Linked DNA regions of Mus musculus: region 2 is linked to region 1. Evidence: chromatin loops called from intact Hi-C (ENCODE). Cell type or tissue: left cerebral cortex. All regions are shown on one strand. Each heading gives the region's core, and the rest is flanking DNA. Links, peaks and the distances in the headings are about the cores only. Region 1 has its middle 17 kb from the start of Ep300. Region 2 has its middle 22 kb from the start of Rbx1.

Region 1 (9,309 bases), core at 3,482-5,981:
TTTTGTTTCATTTTTTGATTTCAGGCACAGTTGATATGTTAATGATGTACCAATCACAGTTCTCAACTCAGAGTCGTCTCCCCAGCTCCCCTCTCTCTCCCTCTCATGCACCCAGCACTCCTTTATGGCACTCAATCACTTGGACTTCTGGCAAAGACTTTACATATTCAAATGCTCATATGCCCTTTCAAACTTTTCTCCTTTCTTGGATTTTTTCTTGATAACATTTGGATGGGGCATGGCTCCGCAGGAAAAGGGCTTGCCCTGAAAGCTTGAGGACCAGAGTTCAGATCCCCAGAACCCATGAAAACACCAAGGCACAGCTGCTTGTAATCCTAGTTCTTGGAAAGCAGAGATGAAATTCGCAGAGCCAGTCGCCTGGGTAGGCTAGACGTATCCTCATGCTCTGGACTCAACGGAAAGCGCTTCCTTCAAGGAAGAAGGTGGAGAATATTCAATGAAGACACCTGATGTCAGTTTTGGACCACTGCATGATCCAGAACACATATGTGGTCACACACTTATGGATACGTCTACAGCACGTACACCCCCCCCAACACATGAAAACTAAGATAATCAACTGTTAAGTTATTCAGACTTGACAGCTGTATAGCACCTAGGGCATCTTAGGCAATTATAAGCCTGAACTTGGCAGTTAGACAAATGGCTTTAAATACTATTTCTAAGAAAATAAATATTCTGGCTGGTAGTGGTACATAACTTTGATCCCAGCATTCAGGAGGAAGATTTAGAGGCCAGCCTGGTCTACAGAATGAGTTCCAGGATAGCCAGGACTACACAGAGAAATCTGGTCTAGAAACAACAACAACAACAAAGAGAATATTATCTGCCACACAAGGAAGTTTCTTACCCTCCTTAGCTTCCTTATGTTTTAATATCACACTTGTTTGTTTGTTTCTTTCTTTCTTTGTTTCTAGCAGGGTCTCACTATGGAGCCTTAGCGGGCCTGGAACTCACTCTGTGGCAGACTGGCCCTGAGCTTATAGAGATCAACCTGTCTCTAACTTCCCAGTGCTGTTATTAAAAGTATATGCCACCATGCCTGGCTTGTTTGCCTGCTGTCATTTTATGACAGGGTTTCTCTGTGAAGTCCTGGCTTTCCTGAAATTGTTTGTGTACACAGGCTGGCCTCAAACTCACAGAACTCCTCTTATCTGTGCCTTCCAAGTGTTGGGATTATGCCCAACTATGCCTTTCTTTTTAAAAATTTTGTACTTTCACTCCTTTTGTTTTGTTTTAAGTCTATGTGTTTGTTGCACAGTGGTTGATGAGGTGGCAGAAACGTTAGCTACAAATTCAAGAGAAATTCTTGTGTTACTACAGAGTTATTCCAGGTGGAAGCATGTGGATGTGGGCCTGAACATAACCCTCTGAAGTTGGTTTTGGTGTCAGAGCTTGGTCTGCTGGAGTCTCTCAGGCTTGGGCCTCAATGTGTGAGCAGAGTAAAAAGCTGTACCATGATACCCTCCCTGAGAAGACAGCAGCCCAGTGATCTCCTGGTGGCCTCGCCGTCTACTCTATGGCCTTCTGGCATCCATAAACATTTGAAAAATCTTACAAGCTCCCAAATGATGCTTGGTTCAGGAGTCCTGACTGGTACTTCAGTGATCTCCTACTTGAGAGCACTGAGTTCCAGCTTCCTCTTGAAAGCTGAGGTACTGCCTAGCATACATGGCAGAGATTAGCTGACAGAGTCTAAATTTCCAAATTTGGAAATGACACCAAGCTGTAAAGACCTGGGTACAGCATCTCCTGTCATTGACCAGGGCAGCTTCCAGAAGGCACCTCATTGCTACAGGAACAAGAAGGAAAACGAACTTGGGAAAACTCCAGAGTTTGGAGTGGTTAGGAGAATCCTGCAATCATGGAACACATCTTCTTTGTAGCATCCTTTACATGTACTAACACTGACCTGGGGCATAGGCGGCCTGTGGTCACCTTTGGGTGCAGGGTTTGTTTGTTTATTGGTTTTTCGAGACATGGTTTCTCTGTGTAGCCTTGGCTGTCCTGGAACTCACTTTATAGACCAGGCCAGCCTCGAACTCAGAAATCCGCCTGCTTCTGCCTCCCAAGTGCTGGGATTAAAGGTATCACCACTATGCCTGGCCATGGTCTATTTATTTACTTATGAACAGGGTCTCACTATGTAGCCCAGGGCTAGCCTGGAACTCACTATGTGGAACAGGCTGGCATCATACAGAGATCGACCTGCCTCTGCCTCCCAAGTACTGAGGTTAGAAAGTGTGATCATGTCTGGAAGGTTTGGTTTGTCTTGGTTTTTTGAGACAGGGTTTCTGTGTGTAGCCCTGGCTGACCTGGAACTAGTTGAGTAGACCATGATGGGCAAACCCTCAGAGATCTGCCTGTCTCTGCCTCCCGAGTGCTGTGATTAACAGTGTGTACTTTACCACTGCCCAGCTCCTATGTTTCATTTTTTAAAGATTTGTTATATTTGAGACTAGAATAATGTCTCAGAGGGTGTCTTAGTTGCTGTTCTGTTGCTGTGAAGAGGCACTATGACCAAAGCAACTCTTACAAAGGAAAACACTTAATTGGGACTGACTTACAATCATTCCCATTTAGTCCCTTCTCATGGCAGGTAGCATAGTGGCCTGCAGGCAGACAGTGCTGGAGAAGGAGCTGGAGAGTTCTACAACTGGATCCACAGGTAGCAGGAAGAGAGAGACCTGGAACTAACTTAAACTCGGAAACTCCAAAGCATGCCCCTCCCCCACCCATGGCACACTTACTCCAATAAAGTCATGCCTATTCCAACAAGGTCACAACAAGGCCATACTTAGCCGTTGTCAAGTAGTGACACTCCCTAATGACCAAGCAGTCAACTATAGGAGCCAGTAGAGGCCATTCCTATTCAAACCACCACTTGAGGTTAACATGGCTGCTTTTTCAGAAGACCTGACTTTAGTGCCCAGCACCACATGGCAACTCACAACTGTCTGTAACTCCTGTTCTAGGGGATCTGTTGTGGCCACTGTGGGCCCTAGTCACTCAAGTATTGCATATATACATAGCATATATATGTATATGCTATATATATGTGCAATATAATACATACACACACACACACAAGTGTCAAGTATTGATATACATAAACTAAAAACAACCTTTTAACAAAATGTGTTCTTTTACTTATGTGTGTATAAGTCTCTGTGTGTGCAAGTGCCCAGAGGTCCGAAGGGAAACGTATAAATATCATTTGAAGCTAGAGTCACAGGTGCATGGAAACTGCCTACCACCTATGAGTTCTGGGATTCTGGTCTGCCAATAGACCAGTAATTCTTTTAACTACAGTGCCATCTTTCTAGTCATTCCCATGTTAAAAATCATTTATGTATGTAACTATGTAAGTGTGTAAAAGTGTGTGAACACAGGGCTGCCATGGTGTGAGGCTGGAGGTCAGAGACCACCCTGGGTCCTGAGGCTTAAATCCAGGTCCTGAGGCTTAGTGTCAGGCACTTCCATCCACGGAGCTACCTCATCGGTCCTTTTAGGTTTTCTACATTTCTCTTCCTCTAACAAGGCCACATCTCCTAATCCTATTAAGTAGTACCACTCCTGAATGATCCCAAGCATCAAATACGGAGGCTACTCCCATTCAAACCATCACAAGAGACCGAACACAGAGGTTGCAAAGTCTTATTTTTTTTTTTTTTTTAACAGCCTGTGATGCATACTCAGGAGGCAGAGGCAGGAAGATCTGTGAGTTCAAGGCCAGCCTGGTCTATGAAGCAAACTCCAGGACAGCCAGGGCTAAGCAGAAAAATCCCATCTCAACAAACAAGCAACAAAACAAAACGAAAACACTGTTGTTGTTGTTGTTTTTTACATTTATTTATTGGGGGGAAGGCAGCCATGCCAGAATGGGTATGTCAGAGGACTGTGAAGAGCCGATTCTCTCTCTCCATCATGTGGATTCCAGATTCCAGTTACTGACAGTTACATCAAATCATCAGACTTGGTGTGAACAGCCTCACTGTTCTTTATAATAAAGCTGCTGCCTCTCCTCCTCTTCCTCCTCCTCCTCCTCCAGCTGCCTCTGCCTCTGCTTCTTCTTCTTCTCCTCCTCCTCTTCCTCTTCCCCTCCTCCTCCCCCCACCAAAGCTGCTGCTGCTTCTCCTCCTCCTCCTCCTCCCCCCACCAAAGCTGCTGCTGCTTCTCCTCCCCCTCCTTCCCCTTCTTCTTTCTTCCTTCTTGTTTTGTTTTTGTTTGTTTTGGGGATAGAGACAGGGTTTCTCTGTGTAGTCTCGGCTGTCCTGAAACTCTGTAAACCAGGCTGTCCTCGAACTCAAGAGATCCTACCTGCCTCTGTGTCCCAAGTGCTGGGATTGAAAGTGTGTCTCACCCCCCTCTGCCCGGCATACAGAAGCTTCTTAACTGATGTGTGCCGCCCCCCCCCCCCCCCCCCCCCCGAGACAGAGTCCCACTCTGTAGCACAAGCTGCCCTGGAACTCACTATAGAGCACAGACTCCTTTCAAATTTACCACAGTCCTCCTGCCTCTGCCTCCCACTGACTGGAATTACAGGCATACATGCAGCACCACACCCAGCTTGTCTTGTCCTTTCATTTTTTCCTCTGCATTATACCTGATTTCTTGCACGGCTTCTAAACAGGCTCATGTCTATTTCTGGTTGCACAGAATTTCTTTCAGTTCCTCAAATGGACTTTGGTCTGTTCCCTCCAAAATGTTGTTTCCTCTACTGGAGCTTCAATTCCTTTAAAACCACTCCCACTGTCTGTCTGTCTGTCTGTCTGTCTCTCTCTCTGCTCCCAAATAAATCTTACACCTTCTGCCCACCTACCAAGACCACTGGATGTCCCTGCTGCCTGTGTCTTTGTGTGTCCGGTCATCGTGCTCATCACACATAGCTGCTTTGCTGGATTCAGTGTGTGTCTCCATATATACATATTTTCTGTTTCGTTCAGCACTGTACCTTCATACCTTAGCACTGGCCCAGCCTATAATAAGAATTCAACCAGGCAGTGCTGGTGCAACTTCAAACCCAGCAACTGGGAGGCAGAAACAGGCTGATCTCTGAGTTTGAGGCCAGTCTGGTCTATGGAGCAAGTTCCAGGACAGCCAGGGCTACACAGAGAAACCCTGTTTCCAACCCTGCCTCCAAAATAAAAACTAAAAATAAAGAATTCAATACATTTATTTTAGATTCATTTGTTTTATTTTTCTGTGATATGAATGCTTTGCCTGTGTCTATGGCTGTGCATCTTATGTGTACCTGGTGCCTAAGGAAGTTAGAAAAAGGTATTGAAACTTCCTGGCACTGGCCATAGGCATGGCTGTGAGCAGTGTGGGTGCTGGCAACTGAACCTGGGGCCTCTGTAAGAACAGCTAGTGTACTTAATGATGAACCATCTCTCCAACCCAGTATTCTTTTCTGTCTGCCCAGTTTCTCTTTTTGTGGTGCTGGGGACTGAACCTAAGATCTTACATATATTGCCCAAGTACTCGCCCACTGAGATATACTACCAGTACAGTTCTCCTTACCCATATCATATATCTTGGGATATATTCCTTTTCTTATACGAATAATTTGTATGTAATAATGATGGCTGTTAGGTGGTGACAGGTGGACCTTGGTGCTACATAGCCAACCAGTCTGACCAACCAGTGTGTTTCAGGCCAGTGTGAGGAACCCTTTCTCATAAATAAATAAAAAAGAAAAAAAAAAAGAAGGCAGAGGAAGACAGCTGATGTAGACCTCTGGCTTTCTGCATGAGCAAGTGTAAGCAAGCACACACTTGCACACACTCACACGCACAAACACATTCAACAAGTTTCCGTAGTGTAGTGGTTATCACGTTTGCCTCACACAAACACATTCATCATTCATGACTGCCCTTCAAGCCAAGCAACTACCATCTTGGAGACTCTACCCCCTTGCAAGAGATCCAGCTTGGCCTGTTGACTGTTTACACCCCCCAATGGAGGGGGAGAAAGCTGAGCTCCTCCCCCGAGGATCCGGCTCCTCCCTACCACGGCTGATTTGAACCCGTGCCTTAACTGAACTTGGCATCAGGGTAGGCTAGAGAATGTAGTCTGGAGAAGACTAAAGAAAATTTTATCTGTTGGGTTAAGAAAAAGTCCTTGCTCTTGCTCGCCTTCCTTGTCTTGCTCCCGTTCTGTCCCCTCGCCCCTTTCCCATTCTCCCCCTACCCCATGTGCTCATGGCTAGCCTCTTCTCTTCTACTTCTCTCTCTGCCTTTCTCTGCCTCTACTCCCCTCTTAACTCCCCTCCCCATGTCCTGAATAAACTCTATTCTTTAATAAAAGAGAGAGAGAGAGAGAGAGAGAGAGAGAGAGAGAGAGAGAGAGAGAGAGAGAGAGGAAGGAAGGAAGGAAGGAAGGAAGGAAGGAAGGAAGGAAGGAAGGAAGGAAGGAAGGAAGGAAGAAAGACAAAGTCCTCATCTCTTCTAGGTAATGGCTTCTCAGGTATAGCCTGTTGGGGGAGAGGCACCTACACTCCTGTAAGTAAACTCTCTGTAAGGAAGCCCAATAAACACATTGGTTTCCCAGAATGAACTGTGTCTGAATTGTGCCTTGGCTTGTCATTGGGACCTTAGGAGAAGGGGTAGCTGTTTCTTCGTTGCTTATATCTTCCTGTGAGAAGGAATGTTAGTAACACACACACACACACACACACACACACCAAAAACAAACAAAAAACAATAATAAACTAATCTCTTGGTTTTGCTTCTATAAGTTTTTGTTTTGAGTTTTGGTTTTTCAAGACAGGTTAGCCCTGGCTGTCCTGGAACTCATTCTATAGACCAGACTGTCCTTAAACTCAGAGATCTGCCTGCCTCTGCCTCCCGAGTGCTGGGTTTAAAGCTGTACACCACTACTGCCACCACTGCCAGGCAGATTTTTTTTTAAAAATATGTTTGGATGTTTTGTTTGTATGTACATACACATACCATGTGCATGTGGAGTGTTCATGGAGACCAGGAGACGGCATCAAATCCCCTGAAACTACGGTTGTCTGCAATTATGAGCCACCATATAGTTGCTTGGAATGGAACCTGAGTCCTCTAGAAGAGCATCTAGTGCTTTTAAATGCAAGTTTGATGACCTGAGTTCAGGCCCCATAAAGAGAGAACCAAGTTCTGTTTGTTTTGTCTGTCTAGTCTTGGCTGTTCTGAAGCACCATGCCTAGTGTGATGAACCAACCCTTAAATGTTGTTTTCTGACCTCCACATGCATGTTGAAGTGTGTTGTCCCCATTCAGACATGACAATGATAACAATTTTTTAAAAAGATTTATTTATTTGTTTATTTATTTTATGTACACTGTACACTGTAGCTGTACAGATGGTTGTGAGCCATCATGTGGTTGCTGGGAATTGAACTTAGGACCTCTGCTCGCTCCAGCCCACAGATTAATTTTTATATGTAAGTACACTGCAGCTGTCTTCAGACACACCAGAAGAGGGTGTCAGACACCATTACAGATGGTTGTGAGCTACCATGTGGTTGCTGAGAATTGAACTCAGGACCTCTGGCAGAGCAGTCAGTGCTCTTAACTGTTGAACCATCTCTCCAGCCCTACAAATGATTTTTAAAGGAATGATAAAAAACTTTCTCCTGCCAGGTGGTGGTGGTGGCACACGCCTTTAATCCCAGCATTTGGGAGGCAGAGGCAAGCCGATTTCTGAGTTCAAGGCCAGCCTGGTCTACAAAGTGAGTTCCAGGACAGACAGGGCTACACAGAGAAATCCTGTCTCAAAAAAGGAAAACAAACAAACAAAAAAAACCCCTTATCCTTGCTGCTCCCTTTTAAAGAACACTAAGCTTAGCCATGTATGGTTCATGGCTTTAGTCATAGCATTAAGGAACTAAAGAGACAGTCAGATGCAGGTTCCAAACCAACCTGGTCTACATAAGAAGTTCTAGGCCTACCAGGGTTACATGGTAAGAACTTCATGAAACAAACAAACAAACAAAAAAAGGAATATTAATCTGTGCTTAACCAGTCCTTGGTCACTGGGCACTTAAATTGTTATGCAGTCTTTACGGGCCTGGCTGGTTCAGAACTTACTATATAAATTATTTGGCCTTAAATTCAGAGATCTGCCTGCCTCTTCGTCCCAGATACTTGGCTTAAAGGCATGTATCAAGCCGGGTAGTGGTGGCACACGCCTTTAATCCTAGCACTCGGGAGGCAGAGGCAGGCAGATTTCTGAGTTTGAGGCCAGCCACAAAGTTTTGAACTGACTTCCTCTAACCACCCACCTTTCTTTCTTTCTTTCTTTCTTTCTTTCTTTCTTTCTTTCTTTCTTTCTTTCTTTCTTTCTTTCTTTCTTTCTTTCTTTCTTTCTTTCAGAGTTTCTCTGTGTAGCCCTGGCTGTCCTGGAACTCACTTTGTAGACCAGGCTGGCCTTGAAGTCAGAAATCCACCTGCCTCTGCCTCCTGAGTGCTGGGATTAAAGGCGTGAGCCACCACTGCCCGGCCGAGAATGTTTTTTGAAGGGACCAATTTATTAAATTTCTCCCTTTTCTCTCAGCTTCCTGGCTGGGTAGTGGTGGTATATGTCTTTAATCATAGATCTCAGGAGGCAGAGACAGGTGGATCTCTGAGTTGGAGGCCAACTGGGTCTACAGAATGAGTTCCAGGATAGCCAGGGCTACACACAGAAACCTTGTTTCAAACAAACAAACAAGCAAACAAATAAACAACAAACAAGAACCTTTGGGACTGAGGCTGTGAGCAGCTACAGAGTGCTTGCTCAGGAGTTCAAGGCCCCAGGTTGTTTGGGAAGGACTAACACCTACAATCCCAGGGGAGAGAGAGTCAGGAAGGAGGCTAGGAAGTTCCAGGTCATCCTTGGCATATACCAAGTTAGAGGCTAAAATTAAGAAATTTAACAACACCAAGCTGGGCAGGAGGTCACACGCCTTTATTTCCAGCCCTTGGAAGAAAGAGGCAGGTCCTCTGTGTGAGTTTGTGGCCAGCCTGGTTTATATGGTGAGTTCTAGGACAGCCAGGGCTACATATTGCAGTCAAGGCTGCAAGAGATTTTCTGTTAAACAAACAAACACACATACATAAATAAATAAAAAACACAGGACAAACTAGTAACTACTACAAAAACTAAAAACACAACAAAAGCAGCAGTTCTTGTTCTCTGGAGTGGTTCAAATTAAGGAATTTGACAACACCAGGCTGGATGTGATGCCTCTTTGATTCCAACACTCTCAAGAAAGAGGCAAATAGATCTCTCTGAGTTTGAGGGCAACCTATATAGTCTCTAA
Region 2 (9,309 bases), core at 2,868-5,367, 81 kb before region 1:
ACTGCCCTCTCTCCTCTTCCTGCCCTCTCTCATTCTCCTCCAGCCCCTCTGCTCTCATGGCCCAGTGTAGTCTGGACCCTTCCAGGTGCCTCTGGCTGCACTCTCCCTCACATCTTCAATAAAACCCTTCTCCACAATCATAGCTTGCATCGGCCATGTCTTCATTTTCATTTAAAAGGGATATAGGTGTCTAAACATGTCAGAGGCAAGGGAGAATTTGTCTTGTTTGAGACAGGGTCTCCTGTAGCTCAGGCTGACTTTAAGTTACTTTGTAGTCCAGGCTGACTTTGAACTCCTGAGCCTCGTGCTTTCAAACGCTGGGATCCCATGTGGGTACCATGTGCTGGGCTTCATCTGTGATAGACAAGCACTCTACCAACTGAGCTACATTCCCCTACCATTTTGGTTTTGGTTTGGTTTTGGTTTTTGGTTTTGGTTTTTTCGAGACAGGGTTTCTCTGTGTAGCCCTGGCTGTCCTAGAACTCACTCTGTAGACCAGGCTGGCCTCAAACTCAGAAATTCGCCTGCCTCTGCCTCCCAAGTGCTGGGATTAAAGGTGTGTGCCACCACTGCCCATGCGCCACCACACCCAGCTCATTCCGCCACCTTTTATTTATTTATTTATTTATTTATTTTCCTTCAGTAACAGCTGAAAAGCAGAAAAATGCTTTAAGAAAACAATGTCAGCCAGGCATGTTAGCTCAGGCTTTTAACCCTAGAACCCAGAGGTTGAGGCAGTTCTCTATGAATTATAGGCCAGCCTGGTCTACATAGTGAGTTCCAGGATATCCTGAGCTACATAATTGAGAGATTCTGTCTTGAAAAAAAAAATTAACCTCAGCACTCAGGAGGCAGAGGTAGGCAGTTCTCTGAGTTCAAGGCCAGCCTGGTCTACAGAGTGAGTTCCAGGACATCCAGGGCTACACAGAGAATCTCTGTCTCAAAAAGTCAAAAAAAGAGAAAAGGAAGGAAGGAAGCAAGGTGGGCAGGCAGGCAGACAGGCAGGCACATATCCAGCACAGCGCAGAGAAACACGCTGCCTGCCTCACTAGGAGCATGCACAGGTTCACTGGCACGCCTCTCTACTCCCAGCGCCACACCTGAACACAGAAGATAAACTGCCGCAGGGAGACTTGGAATTACCAGAGCAGGAACACATAAATTCAGCTTTTGACTTTCAGAATGAACTCTTGAGACCCATAAGGGGAGAAAACATAAATAAAACAAGCCGGAAGCAGATCTGTTTATTCAACAACCATTTGTGAAGCTCCCTCATAGGAGCTGGGAGCAGTTAAAAGGGTGGGACTCAATCTGTGTGGTGAAGGTGGTGCTTGGCCTAGTCCACCACGAAACCAGTTCCGGAAGAGTAGTGGGGAGCAGAGGGGAGCAGAGGGGAGCAGGGGGAGCCAGAGGGAGAGCATGGGGGAGCAGAGGGGAGCAGGGGGGAGCAGAGGAAAACAGGGGGAGTAGGGGGAGTAGGGGGGAGGCAGGGGGAGCAGGGCTGGGTCAGGCAGGACCTTCAGAACAGGCCTGTTCCTGGAGAAGATGACATTAGAACAGAGCTTTGAAAGCGGGCATGGCCTTTTGGACCCAGGTCAGATGTTGGGGATAGAAGTGACATAGACAAGGGCTACAGTGAAACCTGTGAGCTGTGCTGGGCTCTGGGCAGGCAGCGATTGCACAATACACTTGGCACATAGCATTGGGTTGGTTCAAAATGGTAAAGAAAAAAAGAGGTGACGTTTTAAATGAGCCAAGTGTTTCTTCTTCTTTTTTTTTTTTTTTATTGGTTTTTCGAGACAGGGTTTCTCTGTGTAGCCCTGGCTGTCCTGGAACTCATTCTGTAGACCAGTCTGGCCTCGAACTCAGAAATCCGCCTGCCTCTGCCTCCCGAGTGCTGGGATTAAAGGCATGCGCCACCACGCCCAGCTAAGCCAAGTGTTTCTTTTCTTGAACTTAAAGTACTCTCCGATGACACCCTCAGCCCGAGAGTCTCTGCCATAGTCCCTAACTCTACACAGCTGCAGCCTCCTGCTTGCCATGGCTCCCTCCTCTGCCGCTGGCACAGAGGCCTGCTTGCTACCCTGGTTTCTTCCTGTCACTGCCCTGCATTAGGTTGATTTGGTGCTTAGCACAGTGTCTGTGTCCCTCCCCCACCCCACCCCCCCACCCCCGTCCCCCCGTCCCCAGTGAACTTGACATACACAGGCTCATCACAATTGGATGCAAGCACCCAAAGATGAGCTTGGTGCTTATCTGTGGCTTTGTTATCTTTGCCAAGTGCTAGGCTGTTGTGGACAGTCTTTGTCACCTCTTAGAGAGCCGTATTGATGTCCATTACGCTTCCAGCTGCAATGGCTGCACCATGGGCGTGGGTTACAGGTGAGGCTGTCCTGGACTTGCTTCATAGACCAGGTTGACCTTGAACTTACACAGATCCAGCTGCCACTGCCTCTGCCTCCCAACTGCTGGGGTTAAATAAAGGTGGGCACCACCACACCTGACTGAGGCTGAATCTTGCGTGCACCAGAGCCTCTGCCTCCAAGAACTCAGCTGTAGCAGGGGAGAAAAAGCCAAGGGTGACTTCTTAGTGTTTGTCCTAAGTGACAGGGGGATGATGGAGCAATGCATTTGGAGACTGGCAGAGTGGAGTTTCAACACCTATCTGCAGATGTCCTCCATGTATGGTTAGAGCCCTGTGGGCTTGGGGGTACTGCAGGTGAAATATTCTAAGCATGGGGCTATGGAGTGGCTGTCCATGAAAAAAAGTGTTCCTAGAGCCCCAAGGGGACCGAAGCCCATCCCACTCCACGCTGCCCCAAGCCTCCATTTTACAGATTACACTCACCATTTACTTGCCTAGCCCTGTAGACTCTGATCATCCTTTAATCTGCCCTAGTCTCTCGCCCTCCTAGTATGTCATGTGCTCCTACTACCATGTTCCGAATGCCCAAAGCCTTTCATTAACAGAGTCAAATCCCTGAATGAAGAGGAAACTTAAGGGTTCTATGGGAAGTCGGTTGGATGGTGTATTGCTGGGGCAAGCAAGTGAAGGAACATGGAGCAGAAGTGAACACAGGTGTGAAAGGCTAAGGCAGACTCATGAAGGAATATTTCACTGAAGCAGACACAGGAGAGATGCTCTGCTAAAGCAAGCACGTGAATGGACACGTGATGAAGGACTCTCTGATAATGACACCCATGTATTGGTCTGCCTTACATTGCTTTGTCATTGAGCTTCATTTGTCAGGATGTCATAGAGAGAAATGCACCAAAAAAACTTCTGGTGGGCCAGGTGTGGTGGCGCAAGCCTTTAATCCCAGCACTCGGGAGGCAGAGGCAGGCAGATTTCTGAGTTCGAGGACAGCCAGGGCTACACAGAGAAACCCTGTCTTGAAAAACAAAATTAAAAAAAAAAAAGAAAAAGAAAAAGAAAAGAAAGAGAAAGAAGAAAACACAGAAAGGAAAAAAAAAAGGTGCACTCATGTGTACACACACATGCTCGAGTGTATACACACACACACACACACACACACACGGCTACCACCACCAGAAAAACTCAGGAGGAACTCAGAGTGGCTTTACCAACTCAGTCAGGCTCTTTCCCAGGCAGCTCCTGTGGCTGAAGCTGGCAGCAAGTGGCCTGGTCCTTGGAGGGCAGCCTGTGCCTGTCTGAGCACTGCCCACACACCAGAAGGGGGTGTGAAGGCTGAGAGGCAGAAGTTGGATTCTTAGACACTCACTTGCTCCCACTCCCGCACCAGGCCTGCCTGTCCCTAGCTGGGCTCTAAGACTGGAATGTGGGGGACCAGCCCTTCATCTGACAGCAACACATGGGAAATAGTTAAAGTGTGGAAGGAGGGGATTAATTCTTGGTGTGGGGGCCGAAAGAACCTCTGGAAGTTCCCTGAGGCCTCCTTGATCCAGGAGAACAGGAGTCAGAAGCCTGCCTGGGGTGAGCTGACTGCAGGAGACCTGAGCCAGTTCCTGGAATCATCAAAGATCTGATCTGTGAATGAGGACTCTGTGTGCCTTTCAAGATACCAGTGCTTCTTTTTGGTTTTTTGTTTGTTTTTAGATTTATTTATTTTATGTATGTGAGTATATTGTCGCTGTCTTCAGACACACCAGAAGAGGGCATCAGATCCCATTACAAATGGTTGTGAGCCACCATGCGATTTCTGGGAATTGAACTCAAGACGTCTGGAAGAGTAGTCAGTGCTCTTAACCGCTGAGCCATCTCTCCAGCCCTAGAACCATGCTTCTTGTCATCATATGAGGGCCTCTGGTGACAGTCTGCCTGCCCATCACTAGCTGGCTGACATCCTGCAGCCCTGAAGTTCATTCAGACCATCCAAATGTTTATTTATTTATTTATTTATTTGGTATGGTTTTCTTCTAAGTGCCAGTGTGACAGTCAGGCAGTGAGCAGCACCCCAAGACCCACACAGGCACCCCCAATAAGACAGAAGGAAGATCTTCACTTACCTGGAGTGTTCATTGTAAGGAGGATAACATGTACTAAAGGGACCTATCCAGGACAAGTTGGAGATGTGTCCCCCCCCTCTGAGGTTCTTGACACCCTTATTTCCCTAGCAATATTTATCAGCTAGAAAGATGAACACCAGGTCAACTCAAGCTCCAGTCAGACAGTCTCTTCTGGTCTCTGCAGGCATCTGCACACAAATACCCAGTCATACGCGTATACATAAAAATGAATTGCAGAGTTGAGCAGTGGTGGTGCATTCCAGAGGCAGGCAGAGGCAGAGGCGGAGGCGGAGGCGGAGGCAGAGGCAGAGGCAGACAGGCTGATCTCTGAGTGGAAGGCCAACCTAGTCTACAGAGCAAGTTCCAGGACAGCCAGAGTTACAGAGAGAAATCAAAAATTAATTAATAGAAATAAATTTTTTTGTTTGTTTTTTGTTTTTTTCCGAGACAGGGTTTCTCTGTACAGCCCTGGCTGTCCTGGAACTCACTTTGTAGACCAGGCTGGCCTAGAACTCAGAAATCCGCCTGCCTCTGCCTCCCAAGTGCTGGGATTAAAGGTGTGTGCCACCACCGCCAGGCAACAAAAATCATCTTACTGTGACAGAGAAAGAACAGGAAGCACTAGACAGACAGACATGTATGTAACATGTATGTAACGTGTGACACCTGGGTGTATAGAAAGGGAGGGAGGGCTCCCCAGATTCAGAAGGCCAGGAGAGATGCTGAAGTCCAAAGCTTGGCTCTGGGCCTACAGGAGAGATGGAGGGATGTGGCCGGGGGGTGTTGCATGGGTCACCTATGACAACAGAGGCACGAGGACACAGGCAGGTGTGGAGTGTGAAGAGAGTAGCTGGGGCTACAGTTGCTGTTGATTAAACACAGCTGGCAGGTTGGGACGAGGCTTTTAGGGTCAGGGTTGGGGCTAAAGAGATGACTTAGTGGTTGAGAGCACATTTTGTTTTGTGCAGGACTGCAAGTTAGCTCCCAGCACACAAATTAAGTGACTTACAACCACCTGAAACTCTGGCTTCAAAGGGATTTCATACCATTGGCTAACACAGACACCTGCACACAGGTGCACATAGAAAACAGATTAATAAGCAGAGTGCTTGCTAGGCATGGGGGCACAGGCCTTTGATACCAGCACTGCAGAGGCAGAGGCAGGAGGATCTCTGTGAGTTCAAGTCCACCCTGATCTACACTGTAAGTTCTAGGCTACCTATGTAGCCCTGTTTCAATGGCCCAACCCACACCCACCCCTCACCCCTGAAAAAAAGAAGAGTTAGTTAGCTAAGAAGAATGTTCCACAAGAAACCTCAGGGTTGGCTGCAGAGGGCAAGGAAAGAGAACCAACCTGACTCAGGGAAAAAAGCGTGGGTGCCCACAAGGAGTCTCATTAGAACGACTAGTGGATGAGATGCCAAAGCTTGTTTTTGCTTTCTGAGAAATTAAGCCAGTATAAAAATATAACTGGATATTTCTCATAAATATTAATATTTCTGTCTGTTTTGCTTTCTTTTTTTTCCCCTCTTACCTATTTGTGTATTTGTTGAGAGGCTCCCTTTTTTAAATTCTCTATGGCCCAGATTAGCCACAAACTTGATATTCTCCTGCCTCCGGCTTTCAAGAACTGAGATTGCAAGCCTGCTTTGTGACAGAGTTTCTCTGTGTAACCCTGGCTGTCCTGGAACTCACCTTGTAGACCAGGCTGTAGATCCACCTGCCTCTGCCTTCTGAGTGAGTGCTGGGACTAAAGACATGAGCCACCACTGTCTGGCTTATAACTAAGTTTTCAGGGATGGTCAAGCTGTTGTCTTCACAGCACAAACCCTTTCACCTTTCCTCCTCAGGATATAAAAATTCTCTGTGAAGACCTGGCTACTCTGGATTGATAGGCTCACATGGAGGGATTGGGCCATGCTGAGGGTTGGGCCGCTCAACACAAACCCACAACTTGCCTGGTTTCCTGTGGATACTGTAAGAATCAGCATTCAGGGGCTGGAGAGATGGCTCAACTGGTTTTGTCTTGGCCAGCCATGAGAGTGAATGGCAGGTCATGTGTTTCTCAGTGAGGGGAGCATGGGGATCTTTTGTACACTTGAGAGCCAGCTGTGTTGAGTTGGAGAGAGGGCTCAGCGGTTAAGGGCACTGACTGCTCTTCCAAAGGTCCTGAGTTCAAATCCCAGCAACCACAGGGTGGCTCACAACCATCTGTACAGCTACAGTGCACTCATATACATAAAAATAAATAAATAAATCTTTTAAAGAGAGAGAAAGAGAGAGAGAGAGCCAACTATATTTGTTTCCTTTTCTCAGGACTTTGTCCTGGTCCGTGGCTGCTTTTCTGCAGGAATATCGGGGTTTCAGGGTTTGAAAGGTTTAGAATCAGGTTCCAATTAAGGGTACAACATTCCAGAGTGATAAAAAAAAATTCTCTTTTTTTATTTCTTCTGATTTTTTTGTTTTCTTTTTCTTGCTTTCTGTTTGTTTGTTTGTTTTATAGTCAAGTTGTTGTTTTTGTTTGTTTGTTTGTTTGTTTGTTTTGTAGTCAAGTTTTAAGAGTCAAGGTAGAATCCTAGCCCAGGATGGCCTCCAACTCAGGCTAACATCCTGTCTCAGCCTCCTAGTGCTGGAGTTACAGGCATGAGCGATCCTATTCAGCTCTAATAAGTTTTCTTTTTCTTTTTTTGTTTCTTGTTTGTTTGTTTGTTGTTTGTTTCGTTTTTTAAAATAATTTTTAAAGATTTATTTATTATTATATATAAGTACACTGTAGCTGTCTTCAGATGCACCAGAAGAGGGTGTCAGACCTCATTACAGATGGTTGTGAGCCACCATGTGGTTGCTGGGATTTGAACTCAGGACCTTCAGAAGAGCAGTCGGTGCTCTTAACCACTGAGCCATCTCTCCAGCCCCTGTTGTTTGTTTTTTCAAAACAGAATTTCTTTATGTAGCCCTGACTATCTTGGAACTAGCTTTGTAGACCACCAGGCTAGCCTCAACAGAGATCTTTAGTGACATTTTTGAGACATTTGGAATTTTGGTTTTAAAAAAAAAAAAAAAAACAGAAATATTATAAGAATGTGCCTTTGTTTGATTCCCAGATGTAGGGAGGTAGGACTGCTTTAGGCTGTCTGCAACAGATGACTGTAATTTGCCTCCTGTCTAGCAGAGGCATGGTTTTGCCACCTACAGATAGTTTCTGTGGTTGTGTGATGTTTGGAATTCTGGGAACTTTTCAGAGGGTATGTAAATGCTAGGGTCTCAGGAGGTGACGTTGTTCAGGGGGGTTGGTTGAGGTTTGTTAGTCGATGTGCTCAAAGAAGAAACACGAAAGAAACCAGATTCAAGGATCTCTGTCTCTTTCTCCACTCTATCCTTCTTTCCTCTCTTATCTACTGATAGGAGGTAAAAGGATGGAGGGGATAAATAGTGGAAAAAAGAAGACCCACTAAGTATCGAAGTCCAGCTACAGAGATCTGCCTGCCTCTGCCTTCCTAGTGCTGGGATTAAAGGCGTCCATCACCATCACCACCATCTGGCTGTTAATTTTTTTTTTCTTTTTCTTTTCTCTTCCTTTTCTTCTCTTTCCCCATTATTTATTCTCTTCACATCGTGGTCTCACCCCCATCTCCATCCTCTCCTTCCAGTCTCACCCTTACAAATCCCTCCCCCCCACCCCCTCTTCTCCTCAGAGAAGGGGAAGAGCCCTCCTAGGGTACCACCCTGCGCTGGGACATCCAGTAAGCAGCAGAACTAAGCGTATCATCTCACACTGAGACCCAGCCAGGCTATCCAGTTAGGGAAAGGGGATCCAACAGCAGGCAACAAAGCCAGAAACAGCCCCTACTCCAGTTGCCAGGGCACCCACATGACGACCAAGTTGCTCATCTCTTGCGCGCGCCCCCAACTCGCCAGCAAGAACGACGCTGCTACAGGATCCTTCTGCACACGTTTATTCAGTCCTGTTTCTTCTTGTTTATATCTCTCTTGTTTATATCTCCCTTGTTTATATATCTCCCTTGTTTTTATATCTCCCTTGTTTTTATATCTCCCCACTAATAGTAATCCTCTCTTGAATAATAATCCTCCCTCTAGCCTGGGCCTCTCACTCTTTTATACTTTCAGTTCCCATCCACGCACAGCAGGCCACACCACCTCACCAGGCACGCAGCTTCAGCTAATCAGGGCAGCAGGGGCAAATCTCCACCAAATTGGATTCACCTGTATCCTGGTACACCTGCGCAGCACTCAAGATGTTTGTGTCTTATATGAGGAAGTCAGGTGCAAGTCATATGACTTAGCTGCAGTCCCTGGCTCCTTTAGGACTGCCGCCACACCTGCTCCTAACAATTCCCCCTTTTTTCTTTTTTGGCAGAGAGAATGTCTGTAGATAGCCCCTCGCAGCCATGCCCCTTACCCGTCCTTGGGTGACAAACAGCATTGGTTTGATCCCTGTCTTAGGTTGGTGACATGCCCAGGGAGTCTTATCACTGACTACCTCTCAATTATGCCAAGCCACACCTGGGGAGATTGTGTTTTGCTTGCGGCAGGTGCATCAAAAGGCCAGGATGTTACTTAACCTATGGCCAGATCTTAATTGCTGCAAGCAAGCCTCATGGGTGAAGGTAGAGGTCTGATCCCCAGTGTGCAAGCATAGGGGCCCTACACAAAACCATCCCTTAGGCTCATCACCCAGAGAGGTCTTGGCCAGCTCCCGTGTCGTTTTTCCTGGGGGAAGGGAACTAGGACACTGAACCTTCATGCAATCAGACATGCCTTCCACAGGATGCCAACAGCAAGCTATCCTCTGTGCAGTGC

What was found. Hi-C counts contacts between places; a loop is a spot of excess contacts. Peaks named below come from ENCODE experiments on the same cell type or tissue, not always from the same donor. Only the 100,000 strongest peaks of a DNase experiment are listed, where the experiment ranks them.
Region 2: it touches region 1 in a loop (2.1-fold over the local background); 1 of 42 quality-filtered maps calls a loop at or near these places.

What each region holds. Positions count from the first base shown.
Region 1 is chr15:81,564,154-81,573,462 of GRCm38, forward strand. No RefSeq gene overlaps it. Among named protein-coding and RNA genes, the nearest start is that of Ep300, 17 kb to the right of the region's middle. In left cerebral cortex, for the core only: no CTCF peak of the experiment used is centred there; DNase peaks (open chromatin) are centred at 4,640 and 4,683.
Region 2 is chr15:81,484,026-81,493,334 of GRCm38, forward strand. No RefSeq gene overlaps it. Among named protein-coding and RNA genes, the nearest start is that of Rbx1, 22 kb to the left of the region's middle. In left cerebral cortex, for the core only: a CTCF peak has its summit at 4,123 (motif pointing right); no DNase peak of the experiment used is centred there.